3 separate regions of the Homo sapiens genome follow, and all the other regions are linked to region 3. A link is a contact called in ENCODE Hi-C or POLR2A ChIA-PET data. All regions are on one chromosome and are shown on one strand. Each heading gives the region's core, a stretch centred on a gene start or an enhancer-like site at or near the end of the contact. The rest is flanking DNA. Distances are from core to core; before and after follow the strand shown. Region 1 holds the start of CDK8 (cyclin dependent kinase 8). Region 2 has its middle 36 kb from the start of RNF6. Region 3 has its middle 130 kb from the start of WASF3.

Evidence for each region. Hi-C counts contacts between places; a loop is a spot of excess contacts on that map. ChIA-PET counts read pairs that join two places held with the same protein, here RNA polymerase II (POLR2A). Pooled maps may share reads with other maps.
Region 1: a loop to region 3 is called in a map of ascending aorta, with 2.8 times the contacts of the local background. The contact joins the promoter of CDK8 here to the enhancer-like site in region 3. A Hi-C loop is called at or near these places in 5 of 168 maps with a recorded cell type or tissue (Caco-2, ascending aorta, endothelial cell of umbilical vein and 2 more) and 9 of 50 pooled maps.
Region 2: a pooled map shows a loop between it and region 3 (2.8-fold over the local background). The contact joins two enhancer-like sites. A Hi-C loop is called at or near these places in 6 of 50 pooled maps. POLR2A ChIA-PET finds 5 or more read pairs at or near these places in 2 of 52 experiments (Caco-2 and WTC11).

What each region holds. Positions count from the first base shown.
Region 1 is chr13:26,252,668-26,255,405 of GRCh38, reverse strand. It overlaps CDK8 (cyclin dependent kinase 8), which reads right to left and starts at 1,277. Exons shown (of 13, transcript NM_001260.3): 1 at 637-1,277. The coding sequence starts at 764. RefSeq lists a silencer at 673-1,272.
Region 2 is chr13:26,185,110-26,188,229 of GRCh38, reverse strand. It overlaps a transcript of RNF6 not described here. Among named protein-coding and RNA genes, the nearest start is that of RNF6, 36 kb to the left of the region's middle. RefSeq lists enhancers at 1,816-1,865, 1,916-2,085. Within about 2 kb of position 1,654, at least 34 of the 41 ENCODE cell types and tissues checked have a DNase peak (open chromatin) inside an H3K27ac peak, as active enhancers do.
Region 3 is chr13:26,422,578-26,425,411 of GRCh38, reverse strand. No RefSeq gene overlaps it. Among named protein-coding and RNA genes, the nearest start is that of WASF3, 130 kb to the left of the region's middle. RefSeq lists an enhancer at 395-920. Within about 2 kb of position 1,556, at least 8 of the 41 ENCODE cell types and tissues checked have a DNase peak (open chromatin) inside an H3K27ac peak, as active enhancers do; they include ascending aorta, where a contact is called at or near this core.

The sequences.
Region 1 (2,738 bases), core at 28-2,527, 170 kb after region 3:
TTGCCTTCTTCCCCACCACCCACCCTGCACCAAACCCCCATTGTTCTATGTAAAAATTCACAGCTAATAATATCTAAATAGCAATTGCAACATTTATGTTGCAGATGATCACTATGGGGAACTCTCTCCAGAACCACATTCACTCGCTGCCTTCCTTTCCTCAAATAAAATACAAATTTGATAAAAAATCGATCACAAACTGGTGGGGGAAAGGATCACAGCCTTCCTTCTAGACCGATGGATGACACTCCAGAGGCGGGTGAGGAAATCCCCAGAAGGTTACCATAATAAATCGACCAAGGAAAAAAAAAAACAAAAAACATTTAACCCGGCGTTTTAGAACGAATTTTTTCATGAATCAGCTTTGAAATCCTTGAAAAGTATACAGCCCACGGTGCAGAGGCTCATCTTGCCTCTTACCACCAGAGCAGAACACAGACGCGGCACGCAGGATTTCTCGTGGGTTTGGATCCCTCGTACACCACTTCCTCCCCAAACCTGGCTGGCGGAGCCAGAGGCCGGCGTCGAGGAAGTCAGAGCCCGGCACCCCGGCGGCCCGCTCTCCCTCCGGGCTACCTGCCTCGGCCTGCGGGAGCGCCGCCCAGCGCGGACACCGGCCCAGACACACACACTCACCCATCTTTCCTCTTGGCTTTGTAGACGTGACCATAAGTGCCTCGGCCAACTTTGCAGCCCTCGTATTCAAACAGGTCCTCGACCCGCTCCCGCTCGCTGCTCAGCTTCACTTTAAAGTCATAGTCCATTGTCACAGCCTCTGAGGCCGGAGAGCTGGGTCGGGGGGCCGGGGGGCAGGGGTGGGGACCGGGGAAGCACGGGCAGCCGCAGCCCCCGGGAACCCGCCCGCTCTACGCCCGCCGGCCGCAGCACCAGCCCGACTGATGCGGCAAGAGCAGGAGGAGGCCCCGCGAAAGCGCCAGGGACATCCAGGGGGACGGCGGGGCAGAGGCCGGCCGGGGGTGGAGGAACGGGGAGGATCCCCCGGCGAAGGAGAGCCGAGGGACGAGGGCTGGGGGTGGGGAGCGGTGTCTCTGCCCTTGTCCCCGCGGGCTCCCTGGGCGCCGGCTCCGCCGCTCTCTCCGGCCGCGCGTTCTGCTCCTGCTGCGGCGGGAGCGGCGGGGCGGCCAGGCGGGCTCTCGTCCTCTCACACGCGCACTCACGCCTCACGCTCTCACACACACGCTCACACTCACTCACTCACTCACTCTCCCATACACTCAAACAGAAGGGCAGAGCCGCACAACAGCCGGTACCTCCTCAAAGAGAGGAGGAGGGAGGGCACTCGCGGAACACGGCCGCGGCTGTCGCAAAAACGTCGCGAAGCCTCGGGCTGCCTCCGGGCCACACTCTAGCCCGCTCCCGCGGTGGCTGGCCGCCCCTGCTGGCGCTGGCACCCTGAGGACCGTGTGGAGGGAGCAGGGGAGCCACTGCCCAAAGCTGCCGCCAAATGCACCACGTGGAACCAGCCCCAGCGGTGGCCGGGCCCCAGACTACAATACCCAGAATGCACAGGCCGCCGCCGCTGCCGCCCCTTCTACGACTCCGCCCCACACGGTGGGAATATGGGAGCGTTGCATGATGGGACTCGTAGTCTAGGGTGAAATTCGTTTCAATCATTTGGGGAAAATTTATTTTTATTTTTACAGCGATCTAACTAGAGTCTGATTTCAGCCACAAACTTGATCAAAGAGGTGCACGTGGGAAGGAGAGTCGTTTGCATTAGAAACACATTTTGTGCCACTCTGAACTCCAGATTTTAAAGGCCACTATCATCGATAAAAGCCGGTATGATATTTGTAAACAGCTCGCGGGCCAGCAGTTGGGGTACTCTTGGTGTTCACAATCTGATAAGGGCTGCACAATGATGTCAACATACTGACATTACAAGCACCAATAAAAGTGAATCAATGACCAGTGTCCAAGCTACTCCTAAACATTGTTACTCTTGTGACAGATGACCATCCAAACCTTTCCTATCCATATACAGGAAGTATTGAGTACAGTACAGCCTTCTGCGATACTACCTATAAGAACACCAGTTTCTAGCTATGATTACAGAAAGGATCTAAATCCATGGGAACTAGTTTGTTAATAATCTTAAGGTAGCAATATGTCCTGCTTCAGGAGTCCTGGTATCTTGATACTAATCTATCATTTTATCTTACCCCCCTTGTCTATTTTTAATTTTTGGTTTTCCAATTGTTACCATTTCCACTAAAGCTCCCCACTTCCCAAAGGGAATATGAACTTTGCAGTTTTAATGTGAACTTTTTAACACTTTTTTTCCCACCTTTCCTGTGATATTTATCAAATTCCTTTCATCTTTTATTTCCTCTACCTTGCTAGATCCTAAGTTGTTATAGGAAGTCATATTTGCATCTTCTGTAAAACCTAGTGTCATGCCTTGATAATGATGCACAGTAAACACTTGTTAAATTAATGAATGAATAAACATGTTTATCTCAAAAAGATCCATATACCAATGATGATGATGATGATATCATCTTGTGAAAAAGCCTCCAAAGGGCTTTCTCTTATATAATTTTCCTTGGAGAAAATTAGTGACTTCACCACTGTGTAAAATTAAATTGTTTTTACCTAGCATACTATATAAGTATTGAGTATTTTACTATACTGGGTTTGAATCCTGCATTGTCATTTACTAATGTGTTCTTGGAGCCTAGAATTTTTTCTTTGCAAAGTGCAAAGCACAAAACAAA
Region 2 (3,120 bases), core at 405-2,904, 240 kb after region 3:
ACACTTATAGAATCTAGTTTTGCATCAGCAATTGAGGTCACTTCGCCTTGGAGCCACTGCATCAATCTGAAAGTCTCCATGAGCCACAAGACAGTTGTGATGGTCTGGATGGCAGCCTGCAAATGAGCAGTTACACTCTCTAGAATTCCTAGACTATTAGGGCTGAAGGGACCTTGGATATTAACAGGTTCAAGTCCATTTCACCCAGATGATGAAACTGATGCCCAGACACCTACAGAATCTTGTTTTAGATCACTTGTTGACTTCTAGTTCTATTTTTTGACACCTAGTGTCCAGTGTGCTTTACACTTCAGGCCACTGTGGTCTCAAATAGAGCTAGGAACCAGGTGTGGTGGCACACGCCTGTAGTCCCAGCTAGTTGGGAGGCTGAGGCAGGAGGACTGCTTAAGCCCAACAGTTCAAGGCTGCAGTGAGCTAAGATTGCACCACTGCACTCCATCCTGGGCAACAGATAGAGACTGTCTTAAAAAACCCCCAAAATCAAATAGAGCTGGGGCTAAACATTTAATAAACTCCAGCCTCTGGAGTCCAAGAGATCTGCATTTGAATCCTGACTTTGCCACTGATTGGCAATAAGACCTTGGGTACGTTACTTAACCATTAACATACCCACTAAGTCACCCAATAAGCTTCCAGAACTTGGCCTAATCCCTGGGGAGGGGACCGCAGGAAGAACTAGGGTAATTTTTCTTTTATAACCAGTTCACCAGAGGGGGCCAGGGAAGGGTGGTCGTATGTAGCCCAGAGGAGTCAGAAATTCACCTGAAATCCAGAAAAGAGGCATTTTTCTTGCACACCAGAGCTCACGGGCTGACATTCTCACACTGGACATCCCAGTAAGCCTCCTGCTCCGCGATCCCCAAGGCCATCAGCCTTGCCTGACCTCCAAACGTTTCCCCCTTCTTGTGCCGGCTTAATTTTCCAGGGCTTTCCCCCTTTCTATTCGTCTCCTATCAGGTTCCCGGTCCGAAGGCTAGGACGCCCCACGTCGCAGCCAGGAGCAGAGGCGCCCAAGGTGGCGGTACAAGCCGTCTTCAGGCCTGTGGCCCCACTGATGGCAGAAACAGGAAGCGGGGACAGCCCCAGTCCCGGACCTCAGGCCAAGCAAGGCTCTAGAAAGGTCCCTGACGCTTGCCGGGCGCGGTGGCTCATGCCTGTAATCTCAGCACTTTGGGAGGCCGAGGTGGGTGGATCACGAAGTCAGGAGATCGAGACCATCCTGGCTAACACGGTGAAACCCCGTCTCTACTAAAAATACACAAAATTAGCCGGGCGTGGTGGCGGGCGCCTGTAGTCCCAGCTACTCGGGAGGCTGAGGCAGGAGAATGGCGTGAACCTGGGAGGCGGAAATTGCAGTGAGCCGAGATCGCGCCACTACACTCCAGCCTGGGCGACAGAACGAGACTCCGTCTCAAAAAAAGAAAAAAAAAAAAAGAAGAAGAAAGGTCCCTGACGCTTCCCTGCCCTCCCCGGAGCCGGCGCTCTAGCGCCCCCGGGATCGACGGTCAGCACAGCGAAGGAACGCGCTACCTGTGGCCGAAGGTATAGCGCCGCTGCGGGCCCTGTGAGAGCTGAGAAGACGACGGCGGCCGAGGAGGCCCAATTCCGAGGCTCGGCCCCGTCAGGGTCCGCGCTGGCGGTGTGCGCGTGTACGTGCGCTCGTGCACGTGCATGTGTGTGCGCGCGCCCTAACAGACCTGCTCCGAAGCGTCTCCGCTGACTGCCAGTCGGTAGCGCGACTGGCTGCGGGGCCCACGTGCCACGCAGACGCCCCCCGGCGCGTCCCGCTCTTGCTCTGCGGCCCAACGAGCGCGTTCCTGCCGCGGGACAGCCTTGCAGAGAAACGCGGTCTTACACACGCACTGGCCTCCCGGTCTGGGTTTTTAACTGCTCAAAGCTCCACGCGCCCTGGCGTCTCCACACGGCACTCCAGATGTGTCAGATTTCCAGAAATGTTTTGATCGCTTGCTTTCACTTCTCTTTTTAAGATCTGTTTTTGAACTTTTCCTCTGCGTTGTGTGTATCATGACTCTGACACGTTTTAGGGCCGCGAGGCGGGTGATGAAGCTTTGACATGGGCGCCTTGGTGAATGACCTGAATTCTTACTCCCGAGTAAATCGTCTGACTGGCTTCCCTATCGCATTTTAGGGTTAAAACATACATTTTGTGTTTGTTTCATATCTATGTTTATGTAGACTGCAAGTTTCATAAGGGCACGGGGTGGGAGGGGCTATGGCTCTTTTGCCTCTTACTGTATTTTCAGAACCTAGCAGAAGCTAGGACATAGTGTGTGTTCTCTAAATAGATATTGAATGTGAGGGAGGAAGGAACTTTCCAGAAGTGTGACCTTTGGTTTTGGAAAGGCACAAGGTTCGTAGTTAGGCGTAGAGAACACAAGTTTAGAATCATGGCCTCTACACTTCTGTTGACAATGCATTACTTTAAGTAACAACTTTTTTTTGAGACAGGGTTTCGCTCGTTTTGCCCAGGCTGGAGTGCAGTGGCACGATCTCGGCTCACTGCAACCTCCGCCTCCCGGGTTCAAGCGATTCTCCTGCCTCAGCCTCCCAAGTAGCTGTGATAACAGGCGCCTGCCACCACGCCAGGCTAATTTTTTGTATTTTTAGTAGAGACGGGGTTTCACCATGTTGGCCAGGATAGTCTCGATCTCTTGACCTCGTGATCCGCCCACCTCGGCCTCCCAAAGTGCTGGGATTACAGGCGTGAGCCACTGTGCCCAGCCAAGTAACAACTTTTTTTAAAAAAAATGCACTTCAAATGTATATGTATATGTATTTATTTATAAGTTATAAAAATGTAATGCATGCTCATATATATATTTATGTATTATTACAAAGAGCACACCAAATAGAAATTTTAAAAAGCTAAAATAAAAATAATACCTTGGTCGGGGATGATGGCTCATGCCTGTAACTCCAGCACTTTTGGAGGCCGAGGCGGTCAGATAGCTTGAGCCCATTAGTTCGAGACCAGCGTGGGCAGCATAGTGAGATCCCATCTGTACAAAAAATAATTTGAAAAAATTAGCCGGGCATGGTGGTGTGCGCCTGTTGTCCCAGCTGCTTGGGAGGCTGAGG
Region 3 (2,834 bases), core at 307-2,806:
AGTGTAAGATAAATATCAATGAAAATTTCATTAAAGAATATTTTTCTCCAGAAAAGAAGCACATCTATAAATAATCTGTAAGCAGAGGAGGTAGTGGTGGATGAGGAATCTCATATCCAGCTTGCTGGTGCTTTTGTTGCAAACAGTCAAAAGTCAGTCAAAAATGGCTTAAAGGATAAAGACATTTACCTGCTTGTGTAACTTGAAAGTCCAGAGGTGAATCAGGCTTCCAGGGCATAGGTGCCTGTCAGGCCCCTGGCTTCTTGCGGTCTCTCTGCTCCTCCATCCTCCCTCCATCACCTTAATGGAACAAGGCAGCTTCATTCCCTCACTGTGGGGGTGAAGGTGCACATTCTAGAGGCTGATGGGCCTGATTTGCATCCTGGCTCTGCTCAAAAGCTGTGCATCATAGGCACAATGTGAACCTCTTAAGCACCGGGCTTCTCATCTGGAAAGTGGGAACAATCATAGAGTTGATGTCCTAGGATTGTTGCATTAAATGAAATGGTGAGATGGTGGCTGGTACGCAGCAGAAACTTCCTAAGTATAGGAGCTCATTCTTGGTCTTTGTGGAACTTACTGAATGGCACCCAGAGCTAGGCACCATGCTAGCTTCTGGAGATGAGAGTAATTGGAAAGACAGATGAGCAACCAGGCTGCTAGGACACAGTGTGGTAGGTATCCTACCCCTGATATCCTTACTCCTACAACAGGGGCTAGGCTGTGGATATGTTAGATCGACACCTTATAGACAACAGAGATGTGCCTGGTGCTGTTGGGGGTGGGGGGAGATATAAGGCTGTTCCTGCCCCCAGGAGCTCCCAGAGTGTGGGCGGATATCGGCAGGAGAACGGGGGTGTTGTGTGGCTCATGTGAGTCCCATCGCAGACCCCCTCAGAGGCTCAGCTTACCCGTGCGGGTGGGGCCCGGGGCCCTAGGCGGACGCCAGCCTCAGCTCCAGAAGTTATCTGCCTGCTTCCATCTAGTGCTCCCCATTCCTCCTACTTCATGAGGGAAAATCTGAGACCCAGAGAAGTGAAGCCATTTGCCAACTCTGTCCCAAGAGCCCAGCTCAGGCCAGAAAGCGGTTCCACGCTCCCTCCGCCAGGACACGACATTTCCTCAGACAAGGAGCCGATGGCCCAGTTTCAGTCTGACTCTAACCCACACATCATCATTTTCTCATTCAGTATCAAAAACCCTGAAAGAAACCATGGTATACAGGGAAGACTGTCTGGCATCTTTTCAGTTTGGTTTGGGAGTTACTGGATGAGAGAGAATGCCATAAACATCATGGTTTCTGGTGCACCTGCCCTTAAGAATTGTGGGCGGGGGGCGGGTGGAACAAGTGCAAAGGAAATAGCATTTGTGAAATGAATCTTTCAAACTCCTTTTTCTTTTTAAAAATGCTTGACTTAGCACACATGAGCTTTTCTTTCCTGTAAAAACGAGTACTGAATGTGAGAGAGGAGCAGGACTGCAGGGCGGACTCAGCTCTGGTTAATGTCAGTGCAGGGCTATGGGCCCTGGCAGAGAACCGTCTGGCTGGCTTGGAGAGAAAGAAATGCCCTGGAAAGGAAAGCAGGGATGTTCTTTAGGGATAGGAATGTGTTGGGAGAAAGTCCTTTTAAGCCAGGGTATAAAGAAGTTGCTAGACCTCCCCATTGCATCAGCCTCAAAGGCAGCAAGCATTCTGATTTCCTTGGAACCAGTGCTATCATCTGCCAGCAAGAACAGCAGCTGCCTTTCTGTCAAAAAAAAAAAAAAAAAAAAGGAAAAGAAAAAGAAAAAAAAAGAAAGAAAGAAAAAGAAAAACGTCACTGAATTTAAGAAGGCAGTGAATATTTTTACTGTGTGGAAAGGATATTTTCAGCACATCTGGGCAAGATCTTAAACTCACCAACTGCTTCATCTAAGATTCTCAAGCTTCCTAGGGATGTTTTATTGCATTTCTTCCAAGTTTTATCACTTTATTTCCAATTTGTATCCTTAGGGGCAGAAGAAAAATGATTTTCTGAATCATGGGAAATGATTCAAGCTGGGGACAATTTGATATTAACTGAGGACACGCAGGAGCCACAGAGAAACTTAGCACTTTCTTATAGATTCTAAAATGCAATCAAAAGTAGCAAATGGTTATTTTTTTCCCTAATTTAATAAAATGACAGAACAAGTTAAGTTATTGAAGATCTGACACTCCATCAGGATTCTGAAGTATTGGGGAAATTGAATTACTCTTTCTAAATAATACAGAAGGGGAAAATGAAAGTATTAGAGTCACCATGCCTAAGAATAAATGGAGACATGTTTAGTTTTATGAAGAAATTCAGTCCTTGAGATTTCTGGGTATTTTCCCCCCGCTTAACAGTCAATTCAACCAAAGGGAAAGGAACATTTCTTCCTAGATACTACAATGTGCCATTTAAATGACTTTCCTGGTACGTGTGGCCTAGGAAACCCACAATCTGTGTAGGCAGGGTGGTCGTGATAAAGATGACATTTGCCTTTGAAACACGCTGGTATGCCAAAAGAATCGGAGGCATAATTCTGAAAATGTGGAAAGAGAAATGAACATACTTACCTAGTTCAAACTTGTGTTAATGAATACCATGTTTTAATTCGTAATGTGTGCTTTCATAGCATAGAGAACTGGTAAAACCAATCTTCTAATATTTCGTTCCCTGAATTAATTGCTACCTCTCAGGAAAAATACTTCCAAATATATTCAAGAGTGCTTATGGTATTACATCCTTTGCAAGAAAGTGACAGTAAAAATTACTATATATCCCTAAATAAAAAGTAAATTTTTTCTCTCATTATTATTCAAAATAGGG